Regions from separate parts of the Mus musculus genome. Here all the other regions are linked to region 1. A link is a loop called in an ENCODE intact Hi-C map of the cell type or tissue named here. Cell type or tissue: left cerebral cortex. All regions are shown on one strand.

The links. Peaks named below come from ENCODE experiments on the same cell type or tissue, not always from the same donor. Only the 100,000 strongest peaks of a DNase experiment are listed, where the experiment ranks them.
Region 2: it touches region 1 in a loop (2.6-fold over the local background); 6 of 42 quality-filtered maps call a loop at or near these places.
Region 3: it touches region 1 in a loop (10-fold over the local background); 33 of 42 quality-filtered maps call a loop at or near these places.
Region 4: it touches region 1 in a loop (2.4-fold over the local background); 3 of 42 quality-filtered maps call a loop at or near these places.
Region 5: it touches region 1 in a loop (7-fold over the local background); 10 of 42 quality-filtered maps call a loop at or near these places.
Region 6: it touches region 1 in a loop (2.5-fold over the local background); 5 of 42 quality-filtered maps call a loop at or near these places.
Region 7: a loop joins it to region 1, with 4 times the contacts of the local background. A loop is called at or near these places in 7 of 42 quality-filtered maps.

Annotation. Positions count from the first base shown.
Region 1 is chr13:18,808,230-18,812,229 of GRCm38, forward strand. Vps41 (VPS41 HOPS complex subunit) reads left to right here. Exons shown (of 29, transcript NM_172120.4): 8 at 2,203-2,322; 9 at 3,338-3,484. Among named protein-coding and RNA genes, the nearest start is that of Vps41, 93 kb to the left of the region's middle. In left cerebral cortex, a CTCF peak has its summit at 1,958 (motif pointing left); DNase peaks (open chromatin) are centred at 1,982 and 2,235; H3K27ac peaks cover 318 bases.
Region 2 is chr13:18,715,642-18,719,641 of GRCm38, forward strand. Vps41 (VPS41 HOPS complex subunit) reads left to right here and starts at 1,651. Exons shown (of 29, transcript NM_172120.4): 1 at 1,651-1,695. The coding sequence starts at 1,675. In left cerebral cortex, no CTCF peak of the experiment used is centred here; a DNase peak (open chromatin) is centred at 1,654; H3K4me3 peaks cover 1,750 bases; H3K27ac peaks cover 900 bases.
Region 3 is chr13:18,055,092-18,059,091 of GRCm38, forward strand. No RefSeq gene overlaps it. Among named protein-coding and RNA genes, the nearest start is that of 4930448F12Rik, 43 kb to the right of the region's middle. In left cerebral cortex, a CTCF peak has its summit at 2,319 (motif pointing right); a DNase peak (open chromatin) is centred at 2,331.
Region 4 is chr13:18,331,036-18,335,035 of GRCm38, forward strand. The region is part of intron 3 of Pou6f2 (POU domain, class 6, transcription factor 2); the gene reads right to left. Among named protein-coding and RNA genes, the nearest start is that of Gm46402, 14 kb to the right of the region's middle. In left cerebral cortex, a CTCF peak has its summit at 1,758; no DNase peak of the experiment used is centred here.
Region 5 is chr13:18,122,624-18,126,623 of GRCm38, forward strand. Pou6f2 (POU domain, class 6, transcription factor 2) reads right to left here. Exons shown (of 9, transcript NM_175006.2): 9 at 2,337-3,043. The coding sequence ends at 2,539. Among named protein-coding and RNA genes, the nearest start is that of 4930448F12Rik, 24 kb to the left of the region's middle. In left cerebral cortex, a CTCF peak has its summit at 2,019 (motif pointing right); DNase peaks (open chromatin) are centred at 1,988 and 3,098.
Region 6 is chr13:18,696,915-18,700,914 of GRCm38, forward strand. No RefSeq gene overlaps it. Among named protein-coding and RNA genes, the nearest start is that of Vps41, 18 kb to the right of the region's middle. In left cerebral cortex, a CTCF peak has its summit at 1,957 (motif pointing left); a DNase peak (open chromatin) is centred at 1,923.
Region 7 is chr13:17,835,987-17,839,986 of GRCm38, forward strand. No RefSeq gene overlaps it. Among named protein-coding and RNA genes, the nearest start is that of Gm24018, 28 kb to the left of the region's middle. In left cerebral cortex, CTCF peaks have their summits at 1,727 (motif pointing right) and 2,692 (motif pointing left); DNase peaks (open chromatin) are centred at 1,745, 2,214, 2,680 and 3,360.

The sequences.
Region 1 (4,000 bases):
TCAGCCTGGTTCTGTTTTTCCAGTGCCTGGGACTTTCTGTCTTTACGAAACCCTCACTGAGGATCTTTGCTCTCCCTGTTGCGTGTTACACAGATGCTACAGGTCTGAACCAAAGCTGACATGGACTGACATCTGAGTTCTGGTCTCCTTCCTTCTCTTCCTGCCAGAACTCCTGGAAGCAGAACAGGACAAAGGGAAGCTAGGACCCTGCTGGCCTCAGTTTCCTCTGGTAACCCCAAACAAACTGATTGTAGCACAGGGAGCTCTGTGGAGTGAATCTGAATGTTGTTTCTGTTTACAGCAAGTCGTAATGGTTTTCTGAAGAAGCTGATGGTATATTTTAAAATAAGGATTGTGACTAATTGCTTATACCTCTTCATCTAGAGATAGTGTCTTGTGACATCTCCTTCATTCAGTCTTCGTCAGGACTCATGATAGGTTCTCCAGGCCCAGACAGTCTGCCTTTATCACATGTACATAGTCGCAACACTAAATAGACTCTGCAGGTTGTACTTGTACGATGGCTTGTGTGTGTGTGTGTGTGTGTGTGTGTGTGTGTAGCAATAATTAAAGGAGAGGTCATGAATTCAGGAGGAAGAGGAAGGAGAAGTAGAAGCCATGTAAATACAGTTCTCATAAAATTCTCAAAGATCTTTTAATTAAAAAAATAGTGGTGGCTTCTGTAAATTAATTTGGAAGCACATTTTTGTCCTCTTTTAAGATTTCAGTATGTTTTTTTATCGCTTCATCCAGCTCCCTAAATTAAACTTGGTTGTAAAACGTGGACTTCATCCTTATTAATGAGTTAACATTATAAAAAAAATCACATGAATAATTAGAAAAATTTCTATGTAAGATTTCTTCATACCCTTTTCTAGAATTATGATTACTTTGTAATATATGCTTCATATTTCTATACTACTTTCTGTGTAAATATTTATTATGTGGCTATTTATTCATATTTAAGTGGTATCATAGAAAATACTATTTTGTAGTATTTTTAATATCTTAAGTATCTTTATATTGATAATACACATATAGAGACAGATATTTATAGGTAGGTAGATAGACAGACACACTGACTGATAGTCCTGATTTTGTCCATCTCCATATTGTGCTCAGTAGTTGCCATGTTTTTAGTTTATCTGTGGTTGTCATATATAACTTTAATTGTATAGCATCAATTTCTAGGTTGCCCCTGATGTTTCCTCCCTTATACTTAGGGCCTGGTAGTAGATACACAAAACACTGAGGTAAACTGAAAGGAATTTTAAAAATTCTCTTGCCAGGAATGGTGGCACCTGCCAACAATCCTAGAGTATGATGGCAGAGGGATAGTAGACCAAGAACTCTATCTACACCAGCATTCTAGGCCGACAATAGTGAAGCTCATCTCCGCCTCACCCCAGACCTCTCTCAGCCTCTGTCCTCAGTGTAGCAGACAGCAGTAACACACATACGTCTGGTTGTTGTGCTTTCAGCGATACATGCTATAGGTGGCACTGCTTAAAGAGTTGAAGTTGAGTATATCAAGAAGAATATGTTCTCAGTGGATGAATTATCAGACCTGTGTCTTCTTCAGAATTAAGGAGTTTTGACCAGTTATATTTTATTTTAAAATAGTCAGTGGGACTTCACAATAGATTCTAATCTTTATATAGTGTCTAGCTACTGTGGAAAATGTAAAGATCCCAAATCTTAAAGCAAATGGTTCATACTTTGTGATTTGATTTACTGTTAAAAAGATAATGTCACATTATTTGCTTTGGATTAAATAAAAAAAAAAAAAGATGCTCGCTTCCAACTAAAGCAGTTGAACCTGTGATGACTCTCTTTGTCAGTGAGAAACTTAAAAGGTTCTGATTTCCCGGTTTACACAGTTAATTAGTTCCCAGTTGAAAAGCCGTCCTGAAGCTGGATTCACTAAGGCATTGTTTGCCCCGAGTCGTGGTGTTTTGGTGCCATCTTGTGGCTGAGACTTGTCATATCCTCAGTGCTCGTCTAATTTAAATAGGAATTCAGGCAGTTCAAGATATGTAGGGGATTGTTTCCAAAACGAGGGTATCTATTTAAAATAAGCATAAAAAAATACTGAGAGCGGCTTGTTTGTCACTTGGTAACACTGACAGGCAGAGAGGATGAGTGAAGGATCTTCTGTGTGACTCTGGAGACCTGAAAGCCTGTGTTTTGCTGTGTCCTCAGCTGCTGCTGTTTGAACGGACCTGGATGAACAGATGGAAGTCTTCTGTGCTACACGAAGGGGAAGGAAACATAAGGAGTGTGAAGTGGAGAGGCCATCTGATTGCTTGGGCCAACAATATGGTAAAGGCACTTGTCTGTCTCTCTAGCACTTGCACAGTGGCAGCAGATTGCCAGATGGAAAGGGCAGGACAGAGACTCGGTGGAGTTAGAATTCTGATAGGTATGGGTGATTGATACCACACCTCAGCTTAAGGAAGTCAGATCGCCTGGGTTTTCATACTACAGCAATTCCCAACACATTGTGGACTAAAATCTCTTTAGAGGAAGAAAGTGAGGCACAGAGCAACGAAGAAAATGAAAAGCCACCTTAATCATTGCAGGGCTGCTTCAGGCATGTGCTCTGGAAATGCCATTCACCCGGCGCTCATGAGCACTGAGAGAAGCAAGTTGTGACTTCCTCTTTACTCCAGGTATAATCATGGGCCTGTCATTTGAAAAGTGTATTGTACTCTCAGTATTGCACTTAAAGTTTATTTTATGTAAAGTGGGGCTTGGAGGAAGTTTAAAGAGTAGTCTTTTTCATATCTGTCATGTTTTCTGAAATTTCAACACGTAGCTGAGAAAATCAGTTGCATTTGGTCAGAAAGAGTTGACATTGTCTCAGTTCAACCCTGCTGCTGGGATTGTCCTCACAACAGCCAGTCTCCAGGCTCCTGATCAGCCAGAGGCACTTGAAGGTTCCATTGAGCACTCTGAAGGGTCACATGTTGTCTTTGAATGGATGGGTTTTCAGACCCAAAGCTTTCTGAAAAACTAAAACTCATTCTCTTTCCGAAGAATTCCTTTAGAAATGCTCGCCACCTATCAGGTTGAAAGCAAACTTGGTGTCTCTGTGCAAAACATGTTTGTGCTGGATTTGTGTTACTTACGCCCTCCACTAATAACAGCCTTTGTCCAGAAAGGAGCCTTGCAGCTTTGGTTCTCAAAGGGTTTGTATAAAGAAAGTCCATGGCCTTGTATGGCTCCTGGGCGTGCCCAGTGAACAGCGTTATGGGTTTGAGTGCGACACGTCTTGCTTTGCTCGATCCCTCTCTGAGATACAAGACACTTAATTTAATGTTGCTTTGGTTTGTAGGGTGTGAAGGTTTTTGACATCACCTCAAAGCAAAGAATCAGCAATGTGCCCCGAGATGACATAAGTCTTCGCCCAGACATGTACCCCTGCAGCCTCTGCTGGAAGGACAATGTGACACTCATTATTGGCTGGGGAACTTCCATCAAGGTCGTTTACTTGGTCTTTCTATTAAATCCAAATCATTACAGATTTATTGTACTCATGACTGGTTTCTGGCAAACCTGATATTTTCATCTGAACACTGTGGTGCTAGGATGAAGCACCACTTTATTTTACAAGTACAGACTTTAAGATGTGCTTTCCTTTTCTTTTTTTTTTTTTTTGTTTTTTGTTTTTTGTTTTTTGTTTGGTTTGGTTTGGTTTTTCGAGACAGGGTTTCTCTGTGTAGCCCTGGCTGTCCTGGAACTCACTCTATAGACCAGGCTGGCCTTGAACTCAGAAATCCACCTGCCTCTGCCTCCCGAGTACTGGGATCAAAGGCGTGCGCCACCACGCCCAGCTGTGCTTTCCTTTTCTATGATGGGCAAACTAATTGCCCTTTTCTGTTCTCAGAATGATGCTGTATTTGTTGAGTTCTGTTTTAGTTTCCCATGATCCCACCGCAGTTCCTTGGCTGTTTATGGAACGTGTGGTTGATTTTGGTGGCTTAGTCAAAGGTGTTGA
Region 2 (4,000 bases), 93 kb before region 1:
AAAACCCATGTATTGTTATGGTTAAGTCTTCAGCCAGGGAGGGTAAAAACTTTCCATTGTGGTTGCTTTGGGGCCACTTGTGCTCCAGGCAGTAGCCCTTCACCCATGCTCTGTAAGCTCAATAAGCTCATTGGTTCCCCAGGGGAGCTTGATGGGTCTGAAGTTTGGTTTGTTATTGGTACCTTAGAAAGAAGGAGATAGATTGTCTAGGCACCTGCCAGTTAAAAAAAAATTCTCACAACAAGGTCTTTCAGTAGCTTGAAGTCCACCATGAGTGCTGTTTGGGCCTGAGTGGCTTAATAACATATATAAAATTCTGTTCGATCAGACATGACCTTGGACCCTTGGTTGTGGGTGTCCAAATTAGCTGCTTGGTGCGCAGACTGGAAGAGGGGCCTCAGGAAGAGCTGGAGGTTTATTAAGGCTCTTGGGAGAAGACAAGAGTCTGAAAGATGACATCGTCATGGCTTCCAGGTCATTGAAGACCATGAGTTGAGAAAGCAACATCTAGAGACTAAGGGAAATGCTGAGTACTAAGAATATGACTTCCTACTAGGCTACTGTCAGTGGGAATTACAGGGAACGAAAGGGCACTGAGGCATCTGCCACAGTCTGCCAACTGTGCTGCCCTCTGTGAGTTGCCAGCTGCTTAAGACAATAAACAGACAATGGCTATCAGTGGATAAGATGAGTGAATTCCCACAGAATAGGAAAGATAGTTTACTTTGTCCTGAAACATAGGATAGCTCAAGTTTTCTAAATGATGTTTTTCATATTACATTTACAAATTATTATCTGACATTGTATCTTGAAGATAGTCAATGTGAGTTACGAAGCAATTAAACAATAGAGATTTATAATTTTCTATATTCATATGTCAGTTGCTATTTTTTCTCTAACGGGGGACCAGATTTGATTCACAACAGCTATATGGCAGCTCTCAAATATATGTATCTGTAATTCCAGGGAATCTGATATGCTTTTCTGACATCTGAGGACACGAGGTTCCTAAGTGTGCACAGACATACATGCAGACAAAATATCTATACAATTCAATTTTAAATTAAAATGAAAGATGTCAATTTAATGTACCAAGATACTAAATCTTTGCAGGAATACACATTATTTTCTCACTTTCCACTGTAGACTTTTTTTTTTTTATATAAATAGTCACTATCACTTTAAAAAGTGAGTGGGCAGGCACAACAACATATCAGACTAAAGAACATTTGATATAGTAGTCTTAGACTTCGGAGAGGGATAGGTTCTAAACCTAGGCTTTTTAGGTAAGTTTAGTGAAATCTCCGAGTTACTATCCTTTCCCCTGTTAATGGCGGTAACAGGAGGGATCACAGGGAGGACTAAATGAGATAATTCATAATTTTACTGTAAACGGGAGCCTGAAATAGAAAATGAGATAATTCATAATTTTACTGTAAACGGGAGCCTGAAATAGAAAGAACTTAATGCTACAATAACAACAGAACGTAGACCAACAACAAAATAACAATTTAGCATTAATTATAGATATAGTGGTGTCTCTGTTGAGCAAAAATGAGAGCTGGCTAAGGAACCAGATTAGTGTGCGGGAAAAACTACATTTCCCAGTAGGCTGTGGCCCAGGGGCTGTTTTCTCCTATTTCCGGGTATGTCACATGACTCTCAGGCTGCGCTATGGCGGAAGCAGAGGAGCAGGTAAACGCTGGCAGAACTAGTTCGGGGCAGCCGGGAGCTGGAGACCCGAGCGAGGGGTTCTGGGACGCGGAGTGCCAGGAACGTGGCAGCTCTGACCGGGCGAGTTGGGGTGGCCCTTCTCCGCGCGGATAGCGCCTTGCACACCCGCTCTGTCCGAGCCGGCCTTGCCTGGGCTCAGCCCTTCTGGTTTATGTTAAATGGGATTTTTTGAAAAAGGCAAGTTAAGAGTAGACTGCTATGCAAGGCTTTAAGGATTATTCCCGTTGCTGGCAAGACGTAGATGGAAACGTCCAGCTATAGCTGAGAAGTGGCATTGAGGTGCTGAGTACAAATTATTGCCTTTTTTTCATACAGACGTTCTGATATAGGGCGAAGGACAAAATTAAATGAAACTAACAAAATAGAAGACTCAGGCTAAAACTCGGAAGAGATTCCTTAAGTATATGTATATATGTGTATGTGTGTATATGCATATACATATATGTATACACACACACACATAGAAGCATATATATGTATGTATCATCTACCATATTTCCCCCTCATATATTAAATGCCCTGCTTGCCAGTTTCTGTGATGTTCCTTAAGACATGCATGGTGATGCTCTGTTTACTGTCCTAAGAGACATTTACTAGTGGACTTTTTACTGTTCACATCTGTGCTTTATTTTGAGTGTGCCAAAAGTTACGGAATTTGACAAGGAAAAATTTGGGTTTTGTCATTACGTTAACAAGAGCCTCTTTACTATCATTTGTGCAAACTGTCTTTTGCAGTGCAGGTCCGAGGCAAAAGAGTTTTCCTTCCCAGCAGACCTTGCTTAGTTTGACTACTGCAAGGTGGCTTTTCACATTGAGCATTTTCATTTCACGTTGAAATACAGTTGTGGTTTTGTAGTAAAACAAACATCCAAGTTAAGTTTTTAGATTAGACCCAGTGTGATAGAAATATGGAGTAGCCCTTGTATTCCCACTCATGCAGAAGAGGAATTTGCCAAGGCTGTCTGATGTTAAAATGTAGAAAATCAGGCAGATAACCTGATTCACAGTTGTGCAGTGCTTTCGAGCTTAAAAAGATCCTCACACATGGCATTTGGTCCTTCTAAAAGAATTCTGTGAGGTAAATATTTATTCTGATATGGAAGTCATATACAGCCTCCATGTCCTAAATCCTCTTGTCCCAAACTGTGGTAAAACAGTGCCCATATTGTAATCACCCTAAAGGGCCTTGAGTATCCACCCCTTCCTCGGTTCTGTGACTCTGTAAGCCACTCTGTCTCATGCTGCCTTTCTTGCTATTCTGTAACCAGTCCAGGCCTGTACCCACGCAGGACCTTTGCTCACACTGCCCCTTTTCATGATCTCTGACGTCTACAAGGCCTTCTCCCTTACTGTCCTCAGGCCTCTGGGATGGTGTGCTTTCCGATTGTGGCTCATTCTTTGAAACCACCTTCTGATGTTCGTCTACATAATACTTATGATCTTAAGCTTTTTATTTCTCCTTGTATATTCTCACTTCTGCTTGCCACATGATAAATATTTATTCATTACTGATGGCTGATATTGGGATATTGCTTAATACTTAATATATTAAATGATTGAATTTTACAGAGAAATGAATTGAAATGCAGTCAGTTTGAACTGTCTCATGCTTACATCTATAATGTTTTAGTGTCATGTCTCCAAAGCTCACATTTTCTTCACACTACCTTGTGTCTTAAAATATGCTGAAGAACCTGTCTAAATTTTATATATGAATATGTGTGTGTATATATGTGTGTGTGTGTGTGTATATATGTATGTATGTGTATATATATATATAAAAACTTTATGATGTGGAATAGCCCTTATCATCTTCATGGTTTTCCATTTAGCCCTTATTCCTGCTGTAGTGTTTTCACAGCTGATGTACTTTTAGGAAATGCATTCTTCTCCATTGCTATCAGGGCAGCCTTGAGAAAGACCAGTAGTCTACTGCCTGTTGCAGAAAGAAGCAGACATTCATAAATTGTTTTATGAATTCATAAAAATTGCTATGTCAAAATATAAATAAATAATATTCATATCATTAGTTTAAACATGAGTAGGTTTTTCTTTTTCTTTTTTTTTTTTTAAGTCTGGATTGGTGCTGCTAATATTTTGGCACCTTGAATATTATTTGAAAACCGTGACATCCTTTTTTCTTCTTACTGGGTATGTTAGGAGTTGGCATGTGTATTTAAATGAACTATCATGACAAATTACAGAGTGAGGCAAAACATTTTCTTGGTACCCTGTCCTGTAAGTGCAAAATTTCTCCCAAGATGAA
Region 3 (4,000 bases), 750 kb before region 1:
AATTGAGAAGAAAGTGTTTTGGAATTCACATGAAACTGTGAATGAAATCCAGGAGCCAGTTCTACAGGTTTCTGAATCAAAAAGGCAGAAGCAGCTCTAGCAGCTTTATCAACCAAATCATTGCCCTCTGCTAAAGGGCCAGGCAAACCTGTATGAGCTCCAATGTGTTGGACAAAAAATGGAGAACTTCTATTTAAAATTAAGGATTGCAATTTATTTAACAAATCCCCTATAGTGGATCGAAAATTCACCTTCCCCACCATTTCCATCACTGCTAGCGAATTAACCACATACTATCTGAAATTAAATTAAAAGATTCAGAATACAATTCAAAAACGTTTATAACAATGTGCAACTCAATAACTTGGGGAGAAGCAGGGGGAAACTGTAAAGTTACTGGCGTGGAGCCATGGACCAAATATGCTCCGCAGCCTGTCTTAGACCCATCTGTAAAAATTAAAGGGGCATCAGGCAATGGCACTCAAGAAGTAATTTGTGGAAAAACAACTGGATGAGCTTTAATCAGCTGCAAAATGGGATCCTTAGGGAAATGATTATCCATCTTTCCCATGAAGCTACATCTCAAAATTGCCCAATCATCAACAGTAGCTGATAATACTTCTATTTGCTTCATATTATATGGAACAATCAATTCCTGAGGGGGATTGCCAAAATATTGAATACATTGTTGTAGGCCAATCAAGGCCAATTGTGCTACCAAGGCAGGGCAATAAGACAAGATTTTTGCGGGTGAAATCTTGGGATGTATCCATAGCAAAGGGGCGCCCTGCCAGAGGATACCCTTTTTTGAGTACCCTTTTCAACCAAACTTAACGCTACGAGGGCAGAATCAGTAAGCTGCCGGGGAGAATTTAATTCTATATCTTCCGGTAAAATATTATATAATGGTTGTAATTGTTTGTTAGTTAGTCCCAAATAGGGACGTACCCACTGTATATCCCCCAATAGCTTTTGAAAATCATTCAATGTCCTCAAATTATCCCTCCGAATCTGAATTTTCTGGGGAGATACTTGACTATCAAAAATTTTAGTTCCTAAATAATTCACCATTTTTCCTTTCTGAACCTTTTCTGGGGCTACAACCAATTGCTTTTCTTTTAGTTTTTGGATCACTATACTATATGTGTGTGTAACTTTAATTGTCTCACTCCGAGAACCTCAATAGTCCCTAATCCGGGAACCTAATAGTCTCTAACCGAGAACTTGAATCATTCCACTTTCCTGGGAGCTTTCCAACTGGCTACTCTGACTGCGGAGAGTTCTGGACTCATCACATCCTCGTACGGGTTCCACCACTTGTCGCTACCGTCTCTGACCAGCAGAAAAGAAGCGACAAAACCGATGTCCTTCTCAAGGCAGTTTATTCAGGAACTTCACAAATGTGTAGGAAAAAGAATAATGCCACAACCTCTCTTGGCCATCCCCCTTTATCCCCTCCAGTCCACTCCCCCTCACCCCAGTCCACGTAGGCACAGTTCATTGGCTCAGGACTACATTCGTCACATCATCTGATCTTTGGTGCATCTGCGCAATGCAGCTCAAGGTACGTGGCTATCTTGAGGGATATGAGGAAGTCAGGTGCCAGTCATAAGACTTGGCAGCAGTCCCGGGCTCCATGTTGGAGCTGTGGCCACACCCGCTCCTCACAATGAAACATGGAAAGAAACTCAACAATTAGCCTAAATCTGACTATGGTTAGCCTAAATAGGAGTGTTTCTCTTTCCTGAAGTTAAAAAAATCCCACTTAACAACTATTTTTTTCTATTAAAAGCCAATTTGTTAACGATTTTTTAAACATTATATGTATATGTTTTTTGCTTTTGTTTTGTCTGTTTGTTTGTTTGCCTGTATGTATGTCTGTGCACCATGTTCATACAGTACCTGTAGAGGTCAGAAGAGGGCATTGGACTGGACAGTCAGATGGTTGTGAGCCACCATGTGGGTGATAGGTATAAAAGCTGGGTTCTTTGAAAGAGCAGCCAGTTTTCTTAACTGTTGAGCCACCTCTCTAATCTCTCGTTAACACCGTGAAAAGCTACTGTATCTTAGGCATCAGTGTTCCTATGTTCTTCTTCAAATTCTTTTATTCTTAGAAAACAACCATGGCAATTAAAAACGAACACAGTGCCCAGTCATCCTGGTATTTACTGTGTGCCAAGGTCCTGCTATGCGCTGAATGGACAACAATCCCTGAATTGGCTTTTACTTGAACTTTACCTATGACGATGAACTTGACTTTTGCGTACTTAAGAAAGAGACTTAGTTTTTATTAGGCTAAAGGGTGGTTACAGTAGTTAACACCAGGTGGCGCTAAAAGACTGGGCTTGGAAATAGAGTGCTTGGGCCTCTGCAGTACACTAGGATGAGAGATGTTCCTATTGAGAACAGAGTTAAAGAAAAGAAGGGCCAGCATCACCCTCGATTTTACATCACCACCACATGCCAAGGTCCATTCTCTCAAGTTTTCTCGGTGGTGAGTTCTCTGGAGAGCTGAAATTCTTCGTGTGTATACACAGTGATTTTCCTGGGGTGTCAAATGTCCCTAAAAATTATCCTGGTTTTTCTAAGAGAAAATGAAAACAAATCTCACTTGAAATTACATTAGGAATGGTCTGGTCTTTTCCCTCACCGCTTAGCTATGCAGGAACACAGAACACATCACCTGAAAAACCTTCTCATCAACTTGGGCTTTATTGATGAGCACAAGTCCCCTTGCTTAGGGATCTCCAGGATGCTCAGAAGGGTTTTTCTCTAGTGCTGGTACCAGGGGGCTAAAATCCTTCAACAGACACCACAGTTTAACACAGTAGAATCCTTCCACTGGCCTTCAAAGGCATGGCAGAGGTAAGAAGAGTGGAATAGAAAGCCCTGCCACTCAAAAAACGGAAATTCCAGGAGCTTGTGAAACACAAGTAACCAAAATCAAGGACTAGCACTCTTGGAAGGAATTAAGACACAGGGGAGGGCAGAGCTGTGCTAGAACTTATGCAGGGTCTATGGGAAGTGGCTTTGGCAATAGATGTGGGAAGAGGGATGTTTTAAAGGCATGTTCAGTGTTTTGTTACCAGCTCTTTCTTTTCTGAGTTTCAAATCTAATAAAAATTTAGGGCAGTAGTTGGACATATGATTTACATGAATCCCTCGCAAAATGGTTGCGGTCACTTCTTTATGAAAATAGTAGCATTATGGGGAATATTTTCTTTTTTTCTTTCTTTTTTCTCTTTTCCTCTCCACCCCTTCCAGGACAGGATCTCACCATATAGCCCAGGCTTTCGACTCATAATCCTCTTGCTTCAGCTTCCCAAATGCTGAGGTTTTAGGCATATGACATCATACCTGCCTCTACTATCTCATCATATAGCAGCCAGTTACCATTTTGGATTCCTTGATTTGACCCAGACATCAGACAGTGAATTTTCCTTGTGATCCCTGTTGACATAATAGTCATGCTTTTAGTCTGAGCCTGGAACTCTCCAGATACTCCAGGAACACTAGAGGCAGGAATTGGTCTATCATTCTTCATTTCAAGGTCCTCTTTTGGTCAAGGGAGAAATAGTGGGGAAGGCCAGCTGTTCCACAGATTTTGCTCAGTGGCAGCTACTTGGCTAATGTAATCTGAGGAAGTTGTTCTCTTAAGTCTTCTATGTATATTTTATTTATTTTAACATTTGGCCTTGAAACCATTATTGAAGGCATTATCTTGCCCTCAACACATTTTGAAACACATTTAGTCTGTGAGAGCAGTAGGACCAAAGAAGGAATTATATTTTCCAAGAGATGGTTTTAAGCTGCATACAGTGGTATACATCTGTAATCCTAACTGCTCAGGAGACTGAGTCAGGGGGACTGCAAGTGTGATGCTAACCTGGGATACATTCATAACAAGATCCAGCCTAGACTGGAAAATTTTGTGAGACTCTATCTTTTAAAAATTGGCTGGGAGTGGTGTAAGGTGTCACTCAGTGCTAGAACATTTGCT
Region 4 (4,000 bases), 480 kb before region 1:
TAATGTTTCTGCATATATCTGGGGCAGCATGAATAATGGTACCTATGATGTTCAAGATGCTGGCAGGCATTGTACTTGGTGCTTTTCATACTCAGTATCTGTCACTGCAAATGTGCTGCTCAGTAGCTATAGACCTTCTCAGTCGGCTCATGCTTGCTTTATGAAGTACTCTTCTATCTGGTTTTAATTTCACATTACGTCTATTCTAGGCCTAGATCTGTCTCTCTGCAGTTTTGATTTTACCACATGACAATCCAAGGAGAAGAAAATCTGTAATCTTTTTCTTTAGACAGTTTTCAAAGAGGAGATAGAGGAAGCAAATGAGACAATAAGAAATGCCCATTAGTAGCCATCTGAGAAGGTAAAGTCTCAGTGAGCTACTACCCATACTCAGAATGATTAAACTAAAAACAATGGATAAGAAGAAAGAAAAAACAAATCCAAAACTGATAACCCCAAGTGCTGACAAGGGCATGAAGTCACAGCACCAGTTAGACATTGTTAATGAGATTATCAAACCATACATCCACTTTGGAAAACTGCTGGCACTTAGTGTACATCTAACAGTAATCTTGTTCTCAATATTACCTAAGGGAAATATAAAGTATATTCACAGAAAAAAGAAAACCAAATGATTATAATGTCTTTATTCATAGGTGCTAAAAAAATGAAAAACTATGCAGATGTTCTTACGCTGGTGAATGGATTAATCCTGAAGTCATGCAATGAAGTCCAATGCTAAGGAAGTTACCCTCTACTACAGAACGGGCATTCTTCAGGTCTGTATGTGAAATTCAGGGAGGTAGATTTGAGGGATGCCTATGGTTATGACTTTTAGGAAAAGGCAGACAATTGAGACAGAATATAGATGGTTGGCTAAGAGCTGAGGACCATAGATGGTTAATTTCAAAAGGAGCTTGACAGGATGTAACTCTCAATCTTACAGTGGTGGTAGTTACACTGGATTATAGTGTCTTCCAGATCTTATAGAAGTATATACTAAAAAAGGTAAATATGTTATAGACTGTGTAGGTCAATAAATCTAAGAAAATCCTTCTCAATATCAGGCCTACAACTCAATTAACTAAGCAACAAAAGATATCCTCTCAAATGAGTTCTTAAATACTGTCCCTGGATGACCTTTGCTGTCTTCAGCCAGTGTTCCTCTGTCAGTACAAGATGCAGTATTCTATTTGACTTCTTTCTGGTTGACTTAGCTATCTCACACATGGAATGCCTCACAAGTTCTTGATGCATGTCGACGTCACTCAGGTCTAAGTCACATGTCACTATGTTAGTGACCTCCTCTTTCCAGTACAGTTATATCTCTAGAAAATTCTTCTGTGACTTCTTTGGATCACTCATTCGGAATTTTAACATTTGAATTTTTATCTAAATGCTGTTTGTTTTCAAACTTATTCGCTCACTTATTCTTAGATGACTTGAACAGACATGTAACTGCGTAAGTAAACATATAGACTAGTACCAGAGGAGAAATCACCATTACAAGGAAGCCCTTCAGTGGGGTGTTCAGGTATGTCTAGCCCAGATCAAATGCAGGAAGTGGTGGATTTTCTAAACTCAGACAGAATCCACACGGAATAAAACTCCCCTCCTAGTTCCTCAGGGAATGCCAAGAAATGCTGTCCAAGAACACTTAGCACTTTTCTGGTCTAAGGTCACTTGGAAATACAATCTAAAAGCTTGAGAGACCTGTGAAGTTCCTCCAGGTGTTGATTTAGTGGCTGGCTCCCCCTAGGGGGCCACAGTCCTCACAACCTCTCTACTCCTTTCTTTAAAAGTTTGCTTAAAGGAAAATGTGTAGGCCATGATTCTTAGAAACTTGACATGGGATAGTTTTCATATTGATGTCAACTGGCCCTAAGAAAAATTACTGTTGTAGGTTTCCTTGGAGTGAGAACAGAGAGCACAATAATAATAAGGTGAATCTTTGTTAAGAGCTTGTATGGGCCAGACACTGTGATAATACCCTCAGGCATAGCATCAAGCCCTGTAAATTCTGTGAGGAGAGGATAAATGCACAACCCTTACTTGAAGTCCTCAGTCTAGATGCTTCAGTGCAAATGTATTCACATACGCGATAGTTATGAATGTTATTTATTACATGATGTCCTACTATGGTCGAGATAGCATAGGCAGTCAAGCATACTAATATTCTGGCAATTAAACCTCTTTCTTATAGCTCAGTGGCTAAGAGCACTTGCTGCTCTTTCAGAACACCAGAGTTTGATTATCACCATCAATTTTAGGTGACTCATGACTATCTATAATGAAAGCTCTAGAGGGTCCAAGCACTCTCTGGCTTCTGTCTGTATCTTCATGCATATGGATATACTTGCTCACATGCAGGCACACACACACACACACACACACACACACACACACACACACACAGACAAGCACACACAAATAAAAATAAAAATGTAAAAGGTCTACCTCTTTCTTTCTACATGAAGTTAGATAAATAAAATTTATATATAGCCTGATACAGGTTAAGAATAATTTTGCCACTAAAGGGTTACTGAAAACATCTTTGCTTCATTGAGAATTTTTGAGTTGTAGATAAAGATACTTATAGGCCTACACCCTCTGGCTGTTTTACAGTATGAGAAACTGAGGTATCGTTAGGACAACTAGCACACGTTCCCTCACTATTTGGGGGTGCAATCAGGAGGCATACTTTGATAGCTTCAGCTAAGAACATTCTCTTTCTGTGTGTCTCTTTCTCTCTCCCAGTCTTTCTCTCCCCCTACACATGCACACACACATGTATATGCATATACCCATATACACATGCATGCGGGTACACACAAGCACACATACTCATGCAGCTTAGAATCAGACACACCTACCACATGTGGAAAGCACACTTAATTTAACCCAACTAAACCATTAGATTTCTTCACCATCTTGCCCTATCTGATGAAGGTACATGAGATCTGAGCAGTCCAGGTGCTTCCCCTTGCACCCTTCTCTAGGCACCACCCTTGCCATGTTATTTTAACTTGTATCACCATGAGTTAGTTTTGTCTGTCCTGGCACTTTATGCAGGTGAGCACATAGGACGTACCCTTCTATATCCACCTTTCCCAGCTTCAGTCATGCTCCTGGAAGTAGGTGAACTTTGATCTTTTCTTGTTGTGTGCCAGTTTGCTATGTGAGTGTATCATTGGCAGTTGGCCATTTTTCTCTCAGTGGACATGTGACGTGGTTCCGGTTGAGAGGAGGTTCTTACTGTCATCGGCTGTCAGAGTCTAGCTCAGGCTTATCCATAGGCTATCACAATAGAGCAAACCAGTTCCTCCCATCAGAATAAAGGCAGCTTGTCCACAAATGACCTTCCCCTCTGTTTATAGCTGTAATGTAGGGATCTTACAAGATAGGCTTTTTCTGTAAAGGGCCAAATAGTAGATGCTTTGGATTTTGTGAGCTACATGGCTCACCAATATGGACTTTGCCACTGTGGTGCATCAGCACCATACATAATTTGTAAACTGGTACATGTGTACTCCAACACATCTTCAGTTGGAGAAACAGGAGGTGGTGAGATTTGATCAGTAAATTACAGTATGGCAAGACTTCCTTTCTAGTGAATGTTGTGAAGTCATTAAATCATTGGCAGCCTGTTCCTTAGTGTGGGACCCTGGCCTTTTCTTCACTATCTCTGCTTTCAAGCTTATGATGTAGAAGGTTTGATTTGTCACACACTGTGCCATGATGTGCTCTTCACTGGGATCTCAGACTAATGGAACTGAGTGATCATGGACTGGAACCTCTAACAGTATGAAAGACAACAAGAAAACTCTTTAATATGACAAGAAAAGTGTCTACGTTCTTTTGTTGTAGTGACGGAGAGCTGGCTATGGACCACTTGAACGAGTAACGTTTAACCTGAGTTTGTAGATGCTTCATAGCATGTATACTGGTGGGTAGTATGCAGCACTCTTGTGGTACATCTATGAATAAACTTCAGGGCATT
Region 5 (4,000 bases), 690 kb before region 1:
CAACCATGGGATGAATTCGCTTCTTTTTTATTCTACTCTGGGTGATTAGTTTTATTTTATATTTTTACTATTCTATGCTCTCCCAATCATAGATGCCAGAACTGAGCAGGCCTCATGTGCCTGTTTCCGGTTCAGATTTTAAACATTTAGCATTGGTCGTATGTTATCTTGTTAACTTCTCCTCTTGGGGAGCTTTTCTTGATGGAATTTGGAGCAGGTCCTAGGAGAATACAAAATCTGTTTTAATCAATAAAGTTTCGGTTTCTGGGTTGCTGGTATTTGTGCAGTTTTTGCAGTTGTGAAATGCTACCAGGATGTTGTTGGCACTAATCGGGCTGGTTGTGGTCCAATTAGAATCAGACTAGTGGTATGGAGACACTGTTACTAATGACTCTAGTCCAGAATTATTGTTTTTTAGCTTCCTTGTTGGGAGTTTTATGATTGCTGATTGGACCATCTGAGGGGACTATTACATTGTCCCATTTTCATAACCAGCAAAGGAGCCAACAGAACAAAAAACTAGAACCCCTGGGTGGGAAGAGCATGCTGGGGCAGGGGGGGGGGAGGGGAGATAGTCTTTGTAATCATCTGGGCAGCTGGAGGTGGGCTATCTCTTCCCCTTTCATGATTTGCCTCTAGATAGTACATGAGCATGCTTTTTAATTACTCATGAGTATTTATTTATGTTGATGGTTCTCTCTTGCCTGCTTTGATAGAACCCTCTGCCCTCACCTGGGTGAAAAAAAATCAGCAGGCTCCAGGGGTTTCTTTGCCCTTTATTCGGTGGCCTTCTTGGGTTTCATGGCCCATGCCTGGGGGAAGTTCTTTTAAAAGTGAATTAATATGCTAACAGTGAAGGCTCTTCTGATGTGTTCTATAAGCTACGTGTATATTTTTTCTTTATTGGAGAGCCTTTGTTGCTAAACTTCTTTCCGAGTCAAGAAGCCAGAGCCTAGTTCCAATTGCTTAAATTTGCCTGTCACATTTCTATGCCATTTATATAGTCCAAGAACAGATGTACCCCAGCTCCAAATGTCTGTCAACACTGTCTGATGAAACAAGTACCAGAAAAGACGAGGTTAACAGACACTCGACCGCCCCTAACAGTCTAGGTCACCATCATTTTTTTTTTTTGTGGTCTCTCTTTTTGCGAGGTGGATGAGTGTGAACGTGCTTGTGTGTGTGTGGACTGAAACCTTGAGACATTTCTTTGGCTATCAGACTTCTGAGAGAATTTGCTTTGAACAGAAGCAAAACACAGATGTAAGTATTGAACCATATGTGCAGCTTATATTTATATTACAGAATTAATTTTGATCAGCTCTCCACATATGTGGCTAGTAGACTGAGAAAAAATCCCAATCTCTGGTGTGGACCGTGAGCGCAGTTCCAGCCTCTGCTGGGTGTTGACAGTCGTTCAGCAGATAGACCTAGTTATCCTGGAGTGTCTCCTGCATTTTTGCAGGATGGGAGTGGGGAAGAAACGGCTCCTTCCCACCTCTGCTATCTTCCAGAAGATCCCAGGAGCCACATGAAAGGGAGATGGAGAAGTAGGGAGGAAAGGGAGGTGTGGGCTCCATTTTCTTTCTCAAACCTACAACTCATAGTGAGAAGAAAGCCACGAGTGCTTTGACACACCACCATCCATGTTGTTTCTCCACTCCACCATCTGCCTAACATAAAACAGAAAAAGGAAATGACACAATTCAGAAAACAAAACAAAAAACCAAACCAAAACAAAAGGAAGCTACTTCATCTGCTAAGAAGCAAATTGGTAGACAGTGAGCCACACAGAGTGATTTCAACAATGGCATTCACCCTGGCGGCCCAGACAACAGGCGAGAAAGATGGGAGAAAGCGGGCTTCCCACTTTTCCGTTGGTACAAAGGTAAAAATTCCTAACACAACTTTTCACGCAGAGGCGAGCGAGCAGTAGCGTTTGCAGTGGTTCCGACTTTGGTTAAAAGGGTTTGCAGCGAGCAGCACTTAGTCCCTGAAGGGATGCAGTGCTCCTCCAGGTGGCAGACTTGCATTCGCTTTGAACAGATACGAGTTTGTGTTGGCGGGTTTTTTTGTTTGTTTGTTTGTTTGTTTTGTTTTGTTTTTGTTCTTTTATTTATTTATTTATTATTTTTTTGGTTTAGTTTTTTTTTCTTTTTCCTTAAAAGGTGTTCACATTTTCATCATATACAGAAAAGAATAAGTGGTTATTTGGTTTGCTTTAAAAAAACCGGCGTTAGGGAGGCAGGTGGGGGAGCGAATGATCCTACCACATACTCCTTCATGTGGCATTTTTCTTGTTTAAAAATTTAAAATTCTTTTTTTTTTTTCCTTTTGGAAAACCAACGGACACGTATAAACCATTCTGCCCATTTGGTAGTTTTTTGTTTTTTAGTCTTTTACATACAAGGGAGATGATGACTGGGGCAAGTCTTTAAATTCTTTCTTCTTTCTTCTTTCCTTCCTTTCTTTTTTTGTGGAGATTCAGGGTAGTGCTCAGTTTCTGTGATGCTTCCTTCCGACCATGAATGGGTGTGTCTAACAGTTTTCTTCTGGAGAATCTGCTAAGGGCTCCAGGGGGGCCGCCGAGGTGGGCTCGTGTTGCTTTAAGCGTTTGATTGTGTTCTTTAGAGCTTGTCTCTTATTGCAGAACCAAACTCTAACTACTTCCCGGTCGTAGTTTAGCTTCTCAGCAATCTCGGTCATTTCCTGCCCTGAGGGGTGTGTGTTCTTCTCAAAGTGGGCATTGAGGATCTCAAGGGCCTGGGGCGTGAAGGAGGTGCGCCGCTTGCGCTTTTTGGATGGCTCACTCCCAATAAATTCCGTGAGATTCTGCATACCTGCTCGATGGCGGGCCTCAGCCTCAGCCATCCACCGCTCAAGCACCGGCTTGATCTTCTGGGCACTTTTAGGGGTGATGTCCAGCTTTTCAAACCTGGCAGGATACAAAAGGCCAGGGTTCAGTTTGGCTGTCAGACTGCTAGCTATAGTGTTCTCTTGGGCTTCCTGTGGTAGGAAAAAGTGGCTTCTCAGGATGGTGTGTCTGGGGGGAGAATTGAGAAAGAACAGTCTTACACTGAGTCCGCTGCCAGGGTGGGCCTCCTGCCTGCCTGCCTGATTGCCTGGCAGGGTGAATTCACTCCAGATTAGCAGCCAGCTGCAAGGTAGCCAGCCCTGTCCCAGCCAGCACCCACCCTCCCAGCAAGCTCCATGCCAGCCATGCAGATCCCCAGGCACAGAGACAGGGGAGGGGAAAGAGGCACCGGTGTACAGGAAACACAAGCAATTTGCAGGCCTTTTTTTTTTTTTTTTTTTCCTCTTGAGATCCAAGCTGTTCCCAGATTCATTTCCCCAACCTTCAGAATTCTTAAGGCAGAAATTAACCAAGACAGTGATGTTCAAGATAACAGTCGTCATATTCTTCCACTTAAAACGGTTGTGTTTTATGTTTGGTTTTCTTCTCCATTGTGTTGGTTTTGGATAAATATTACAGCTAGTATCATAGTCTGGGAAGGCTACTGGGCCAAGCTCCTCCTCATGCCGCTCTTTTTATCTCCCCTTGTGTCTTATTTTAACTTCTTTCTCTCTGGTAACAATTTTCCCCATATGTAAGTTAACAACATGCCTCCTGTCCAGGTAAAACATAGACCAGTTGTTACTTTGCAGTTCTGGCCTAAACAGCTGGATACATTGTAATTACTATGGACTACCCCACCCCTGGGTGGGCTTAGGCCACCTCGTGCCTTCCAATCAGCATCCACTGTAATGGTGCACTTTTGTACCAGGGCATCATGCTGTGTTTAATGTGGGACATCTGCAAACTGGACTTGAATGATATCATTTTCTGTAAATGAGGTCTTCTATACATCAATTGCCATCAGCAATTCTTTGCTACGTTTACTTTAAAAAGAAATATGAAGCATCCTGGACAAAATTATATAGAGTATTTTAAAAAGTCCTTTCTGGTACTAAATTTATTCTGTCAGTAAAATACAAAAGA
Region 6 (4,000 bases), 110 kb before region 1:
TTACCTCAGGGGGGATGCTTCAGCATGGGCCCATCGAGGCACCCCTCCCACCTCACCATACTGTGCTCTATAAAACATATCTTTGGCTTTTTATAAAATACAACAGGGTGGTTTTGTTTGTTTGTTTTGTTTTGTTGTTGTATGGTTAGACCAGCCATTTAAGGCACTCACAATTTCAATGTATGTCAAGGCATCATATAACTTAGAGCCTCCATTTTAGGAATCACATCACAGTATGGATGTGTCTAGAGATGTGCAGCCAAGGAGTGTTTCAGGAAGTAGAGGACCCTGTTATGGAGGAAATCAACACAGTGAAAGGTAGAGTATCAACCCGTTTCCTTCTTTCCCTATTTGTGACCACAACTACTCAAAATGTGGAACTTTCTCCCATGTTGGCCCACAGAGTGTTTATCATGTTTGCAATGAGTTAAGTTCAGAAATCCAGAGTAGGTCTTCAGATACTGTTGTAGGTGTTGAACACATATATAATGGCACTGGGCACATGTGTAAAACAAGCACATCACATTCCAAATGGTGTTCCACCAAGGAGTATTCACCGTTAGCCACCCGATGTGGAAATGTGAATACCGGTCAACAGGAGGCTTATTTCAGTAATGGCTAATTCTGCTCCTGTGCTCCTATCCCCACTCCAATTAAGTATAAAACACACATTGCAAGATTTGATGCCAGACTATAAAAGCTAGAGACAAGCCCTGCCACCCAGCTGTAAATATTAAGGGAAAGATTTAATGTAAACGGTGGTGTATGGCAGTGCTGATGGTTTCTTATAAGCTACATGGACTAATTTAGAAAGGGGGAAAAGGCAGAGAAGCCTTCAAGAAAGTAATAACCCAGGGGTAAAAAATATTGATTAGGGAAAAATATTATCTTAATCAAAATATGTCTTTTAGCCGGAAGTTCTTTAGACTCCAGAAAGAGAAAACAAAATGTTTCTAAGATGCACGGTTTTCCTTGTGTTATGTATTGAATAATGACCATGGCTACCCCTCTTTCTCAGATCTTTGCTGTGTAAATCAAAATAAAGCCTTTAAAAATTCTGAAACTTTATTTATTAGTGTGATAAACACAAATCAGTAGTAACTATTTCTAAAAATGTCCACATACACGTGTGGCTTATGAATTATATGTTCTGGTACATTTTGCAAGTCTGGTCACATGCAGAGTTTTCTTCTAATGAGAACTTGTTACTTCTGCTCTTTGTCACCTGTCTTCAGAAGAGGATAATTTAAAACGACCTTGCTTTCCAAGTGTCTATGTCTCAGGTGAGCAACTACTGTAGAGTCTGCTTCCAGGTGTAAGCCTGCCTTCTCAAACATCATGACTAGATATTTCAATGTTGCACATCTGCTTAAATTTTTATGTAGCAAAATGCTGCATGTTTTTTGTTTGCCATCTGGACATCAACTTTACTCAGAAAAGCTCATTGGGATGCATTATCCTTTTCTTGCACTCCAGATGTGGAAAAAAAAAACAAAAAACAAAAAACAAAACAAACAAACAAACAAAAAAACAAATCGGGTCATGCTAAAATCACAGGACTACAGTGGTGTTTGCCTGCCTTCTCTCTCTATTCATTCTGTGCCTACATTCATGAAATAAAATACGCATAACTTGCACAATGAACTTAGTCTTTATAGCCCAGAAAATTTAGGCTCATTTTGATGAACAGGGGCTCAGATTATTAAGGGACCAAATTCCCTTGGAGCCTCTAATTCACACTTCCTGCACATGTGTCGGATCTCTCTCCAGCTCCTGTCAACTGGCCGACGCATTTCCTTGCTTTGCTCTGCACACATATGCCAAAACCTTTCTGTGTTTCTGAAGAGACGCAGTCTTCACTTGTGCTTTGAAAATAAGAGAGAGTAAGATCTAAAAAAATCATTTTGAATCCATTTTCCCCTCGTCAAAATATGCAGAGAGCACCCCCTGTTGGCTGCTTAGCAGTAGGCAACACACAGAGCAGTGTACCTAGAGAGCGCTGGTGATTTGAAGCCTGTATCAAAAGGGGGAGGGGAAATCAATATTTACTTAATGGGAAAAAGCAACATTGCTAGAGAAGGAAGTTTTATTCTCTAACTTTTAATAGGATCTTACAAGCACTGGGGAGGGAACACACTCTATTTCTTCATTCTTTGCTTTTTGTTTTTTAAGCTTAAAAGCAGGTTCATTACCATTATTAGATAATTTTCTGAACAGAACACTGGGGAGGGGCCCCTGGCATATACATTTGTTTTGTCTGAGTCCACACTTGGCTCTTTAGGGTCTGTGTTTAGTCTGTTCCAGGCAAAGGCTGAGAAACTCACCGTAACTCTTGTATACTCCTATTTTTAGCTGGGCAATGAAGGAAAACGGGAGAAAGATTCATAAGCACGTACATTTTTGTCTGCTGTCCTGCACGCTGAGTTAGTAGAAGCATATTTTTCTTGTGTTTACTGTGTATGTACTATGATCCTATCCTTTTAGATCTCCTAATAAAATCTGAGGTTACTTGTCTATAATAGAACAGAGATGTTTATTTTAGAATGCGGTTTATGATTTTTTTAAAGCACATTCTTTGCCAATTCTGCCAATGTGATGTTTTTCTCTAAGAAATCTCTTCTGTTTGAGAAATGTAAATATCCATGCTTTTAGCTTCTACTCTTTATCTATTATTCTGTTTATTTTAATATTCTGTTCATATGTCTCTATATGTGAATATTAGATGCCCGACAAAAGGCCTGATTTCTGATCCTGAGGCTGGCATTTTTCTGTGTGTACTGTGTAAGTCATATAAACTTCCCATATTTCAACTTGCTCATCTGAAAAAGTCACAGACTTGATTGTTGACTTAAGATAATGAGATAAGCTGGGCAGTGGTTGCACACACCTTTAATCCTAGCACTTGGGAGGCAGAGACAAACAGATTTCTGGTGAGGGGACTGGTAATAGCAAATGCGTTTCCATGCTATTGCAATTGCTGGGAAGACCACTGACTTGATTCATGGTGATGTGTAAAAAGTTCAGCAATTGTGTATGATGGGCGAGGTCCTGATCCCATTGTGCCTCTGGCCAGGTGCAGACATTTTTACATGTTGTAGATACTCAACTTTCTTGTATGAAAACACTGAATTGATTTTCCCAAATGACACTGGTAGCAGATAGAAGAGATAAGACTAGACCACACTCATGGACAGGAGGAAGGAAAATGTAAATAAGGTTTTAAGAAGTATACCGTTTGACTCTATTTCTTCATTTTAATCTCTACACCTTGAACAGTCCTGGATGCACACTGAAGAATTTAGACTTTTTCTTTGTTGTATGATTTTTTCTGAAGTCTATATTTCTACCCATCCTAGATAGGGCAACAACAGACTAAAGAAACAATCCCCTTCACATTCAGTTTGGGAAGCCAGAGATTCTTGAGGATCCTTACCGATTGTGGTGGGAATAGTTACAAGAAGCACGGATGAGTCTCACAGAGCTGCATCAACAGAGTCTCCCGCACTGGCATGGGCGACACTGCATCAAAACTGCATCACTCCAGTTCCCCCAAACAGTGACCAGCAGCTACCCACTGGAGGAGTCTCTCCTTCCCACAGTAACTGTTTACATCAGGAAAGCTCCCCCCCCTACCCCCGCCTCCAGTCATCAACCTTTCTAATTTTGTGAGCTTAGGGGTTAACTCCTTTAAGTCCTTCCTCCCTCCAGAAGGGTAGATAGCAATGCAGAAACCTTCACAGGACAGTCTTACAAAGAAAAGTTAGTGGAATATTTAAGTTAAGGACAAACCGTGGTCATAACTAAGTTGTCAGGATGTTAGGAACAGTTACGGCTTTGGAGGCGTGACTCGGTGTATTAAGAGCTGTTGCGTGAAATATTAAAATATGTAATCCACACTACTGCCGGCAAGGCACCAGCAGGCCTTGTTCTCATCTTTGGCAGACTCTCTGACCTGGAGCTCAGAAAGCGTGCAACTTGGCTTGCTAAGTTCCCACTGGAG
Region 7 (4,000 bases), 970 kb before region 1:
AGTTTTTTTTTTTTTTTGGGTCAGGCCTCAGTTCCCAGAAGAAGAAAAAAATGATCAAAATCTAAATGTTGTGCTAGTAAGTCTCTGGGTTGCTTTAAACTATGAATAACAGTCCATCAAAGGGGCAAAAAGGTGTCAGGGCTAGTAAAAAAAAAAAAAAAAGGCAGCCGGGCGGTGGTGGTGCACACCTTTAATCCCAGCATTCAGGAGGCAGAGGCAAGCAGATTTCTGAGTTTGAGGCCAGCCTGGTCTACAAAGTGAGATCTAGGACAGCCAGGGCTACACAGAGAAACCCTGTCTCAAAAAAACAAAACAAAACAAAACAAAACAAAGCAAAGCAAAGCAAAGCAAAGCAAAGCAAAGCAAAACAAAACAAAACAAAACAAAACAAAACAAAACAAAACAAAACAAAACAAAACGGCAAGGCTTTTCCTAGAGAAAGATAGTTAACCTCCCAAGTCTGCTGGTCTACATTTCTTCCCTGCTAAGGTGGAGATTATTCACCCAGCCAGGGTTCTTTTAGCAGTCAGGTGTGCCTGATAGAGAGGCAATGGTCCCTGTGTCAGTCAGAGCCTGTAGAACCAGTGGACCAGCCTGAGTGGCAGGTAATGCAAGCGGGAGTGGAGCTCAGCTCCTTTTTGGCTCCAGCCAGGTGTAGCAGCTCAAGCTGGTCTCACAAAGTCTATGAGGGGTAGACGTTAGGGTAAGGCGACGAAAGATACTTTGGGGGACTGGGGCCAAGGTTGGGTCTTAAACTCACAGAGGTCGGCCTGCTTTTGCTTCCCCAGTGCTGGAACTAAGGGCATGCAGAACCATGCCCAACTAAACTTGTTTCTTTAAAAATATAACATTGCTTAACGAAGAGTCTGGTTACAAACACTGAATTTGCAGTTAAGGACGGGGAGAATTGGGAAGCATTTTTCAGAGAGAAAATGAGGAAGTTCACACTTGTGCACCCAGAATACTGCTGAGACCTACAGAGGTAGAGTGCGGTTGATAAGAGAGTGTGTTTATGGCAGAAGAATAACAGACACTGGGTCTAGGAATGTATTATGATGGTAGAGCACTTCCGAGCACACCCAAAGACTGAAGTGCATTCCGGGAACCAAAAAAGCAAACCGTGCAGACTGATTCCTGCCTTTGGAATCCACCTTCCAAATCCACAAGTTTGTCATGTCCACACTTTGGCTTGCTAGGCAGTCACTTAAGGATTTCTCCGAAACACGTGAGCTCTACTTTAAAGATTGCAATTCAGCATGTTTAAGACTGCAAATAAGGAATGCAGCTGTGGGTACCACCAAGGTCGATGCAATGGCTCCCTGGCCGCTGTGCAAAGTGTGTGTTACCTACTGGTGACACTTCCTGGCATAAAGAGCAGGACCTGGCACCACTATCAAACAAGGCACTGGCAAAAGCTTTGGTGGAGGCAGAATCCTCAAAGGACATGGTCTGTACGACTGGGTAGAAAGTCATTTACTTATGCTATCTTCCAGAAAAGGATGGGGTAAGGGGCCTAGGATTGCAGGTACCAGCTCTCTAGACACCTTTTCCTCTTCAATTCTGCTTTGATTACACGTTGCTGATAAATAGTCTCATAACATCTACTTTGGGGATCCCAAAATTAAGTGAAAATTAACAATCTCAAAGTGAGCGCACATAGGATTCAAAAAGCAAAACCTGGATTGTTTGGTGTCAGAAATGGAAACCAGGATGGTTATGCCTACGATGAGTCACCAGAGGGCGCCATAACTCTGTCTCCAAAAGTTTTCCCAGAACAAATCCCCTTGGACTTCAATTAAACAAAAGATTTTTCTACAGTGACAGGTTCCACCCAAACAAAGGTGTAAGAAAGTAGTCAGCCAGACCCGGAAAAACCTGCTGGGGCATAGAATTTCAGTGACGTCATCGTGATGCTTAAAAACTGACATGGCTGTAAGGGATCTGAATATAGCCTAGTTTGGTTTCATTAAAGATTAACTTTTTTTTTTTTATGTATGTGCATGTGAGCCTGCTTGAATTTCTGGGCACCATCTGCCTGTCGAAGTCCACGGAAGTCAGAAAAGGGCCTGGAATCCCTTGGAACTATACTCACAGACAGTTGTGAGGCCTTTTGTGGGTGCTTGGAACTAACTGAACACTGTCCTCTGCAAGAGCAGCAAGCAAACGAGCCGCTGGGCCATCCCTCCAGTCCCCTGTTATCTTTTGACATCGCATGTTCTGTTTTTTCCTTTTTCTTCCTGGAAAAACAAGGAACTCAGGAGAGCAGAGGTCACCAGGTTGGTCTGACACACTCTATCCTTTTCCTGCGGTGGGTGGGTCTCAGGGCAGGAAAGTGAGGAACTGGTCTCCTAAGATGACACTCCTGACCTCGAACCTGGACTGTCAGGTCCGAGGACCTCTGGGAGGACCTGTTTCACTGCGTTCACTGCACACAAGCCTCCCTCCTGAGGACCACGTCTGAGACACTTTGGGCCAAACTGAAATTGTGTTCCAAGCCACGAAGAGACAATAGTATCATTCAATGGGAAAGTGTTCTTTGTCCACATTGGTGATGAACTTGAGTCTAAATAAGGGTGTGAAATAATCTGAGATCTATGAAGCCATGTTCAAAATCCAAACAAGCCAGCCAGTCTGTGTCAATGGGCGAGAGTGGACAATACTCTCCAGCAAAATTACAGAGCAGTGCTGCCACCTCATGGACAACTAGAAAATTAAACTTAAGCATCTCCAGAAAGCTGACTTCTCCAAATGTGTGTGTGTGTGTATTCCTATATGTTAATGTATATACATAGAGAGAAGACATTTTCTATATTTCTATCATAATCTTTTTTCAGACGCATTTTTGGTACCGCTCTAGAGTATACAAAGGGTCCAAAATGAAGAGACGAGAAAACCAACTAATTATTGACAAATTAAGCATGTCTTCTAGGCTTTAAGAATGCAAAAGATCTGGAGACCGAGAATAGTTTCCAATGTGCACTCGCTACACAATAAATGAGCCACAAATCATATTCAGAATTAAAAGAATAGCAAACGTTCGTTATGTGTAGTTTTATGGACAGGGTATTTATAGATCCATCTGTACTTTTATATCTGAACTTACTTAATCCTCGCTATCATCCCCTCGAGTCGTTGCTATTTTTATCTTCGTTTTCTAGGTAGAGCTCCAAGGCACTGTCAAGGTCACACAGCAAACAGAGGGTGAATGGGAGGTCCAACCTATGAAGTCTGGCCTGGGAGCCTGTGCTCCTGACTAAGAGACTACTTATCCTCAAATGTGGCCCGAAACAGTCATCATCATCGTTGCTGTCATCGTCATCATCTTTGTCATCATCATCACTTGGAAACAGGCCTACCCGGGATGAATCAGAGGCTCAGGATGGAAATCAGGGTGAATCCAGGTGCCGTTGCCAAGGGAAGAAGCTAGGCAGCCATGGAGACAGAGTGCACACCTGCCAACTTTTGGAGTACTGAAATAAAAAGAACCCTGCTAGGTACTGTTGCTTCACTGGTCATGACTGCCCAGGATTGGAGAGTGTATGGTGAAACATACTCACATATTTCAGACCCTTAAAAATTAGCTGCCTCTGAATTCAAATATATGTGCCTATGTGGTCAATCTCGTTCAAACCACCACAACCTGCCATAAAGTTGAATATAGGACTCAAATCCCATCAATATGATATGATTGTACCCCTGAGCTCGTCCCTGTGGGTCTATGTCTGTCTGAGTCAGCCCTTCCAGCATGGTTCTAAGAAGAAGGCTGCCAACAGCTACTGTTTCCTCAGACTAAGCCCAGGTGAAAGCAACAATGATCAACATTCACACGTCCTTCACGTTGGGTACCCAACATCCACAATACAACAAGACAAGCAATATGCTCTATACTTGGTGAAGAACAAGGGTGATACAGAAACCAGAGCATAAGCAGATTCCAGCCCGTATTCTCATCTGCATGTCTCTTAGGTGCTCTCACCCAAACCCTCCCCAACATACAGTA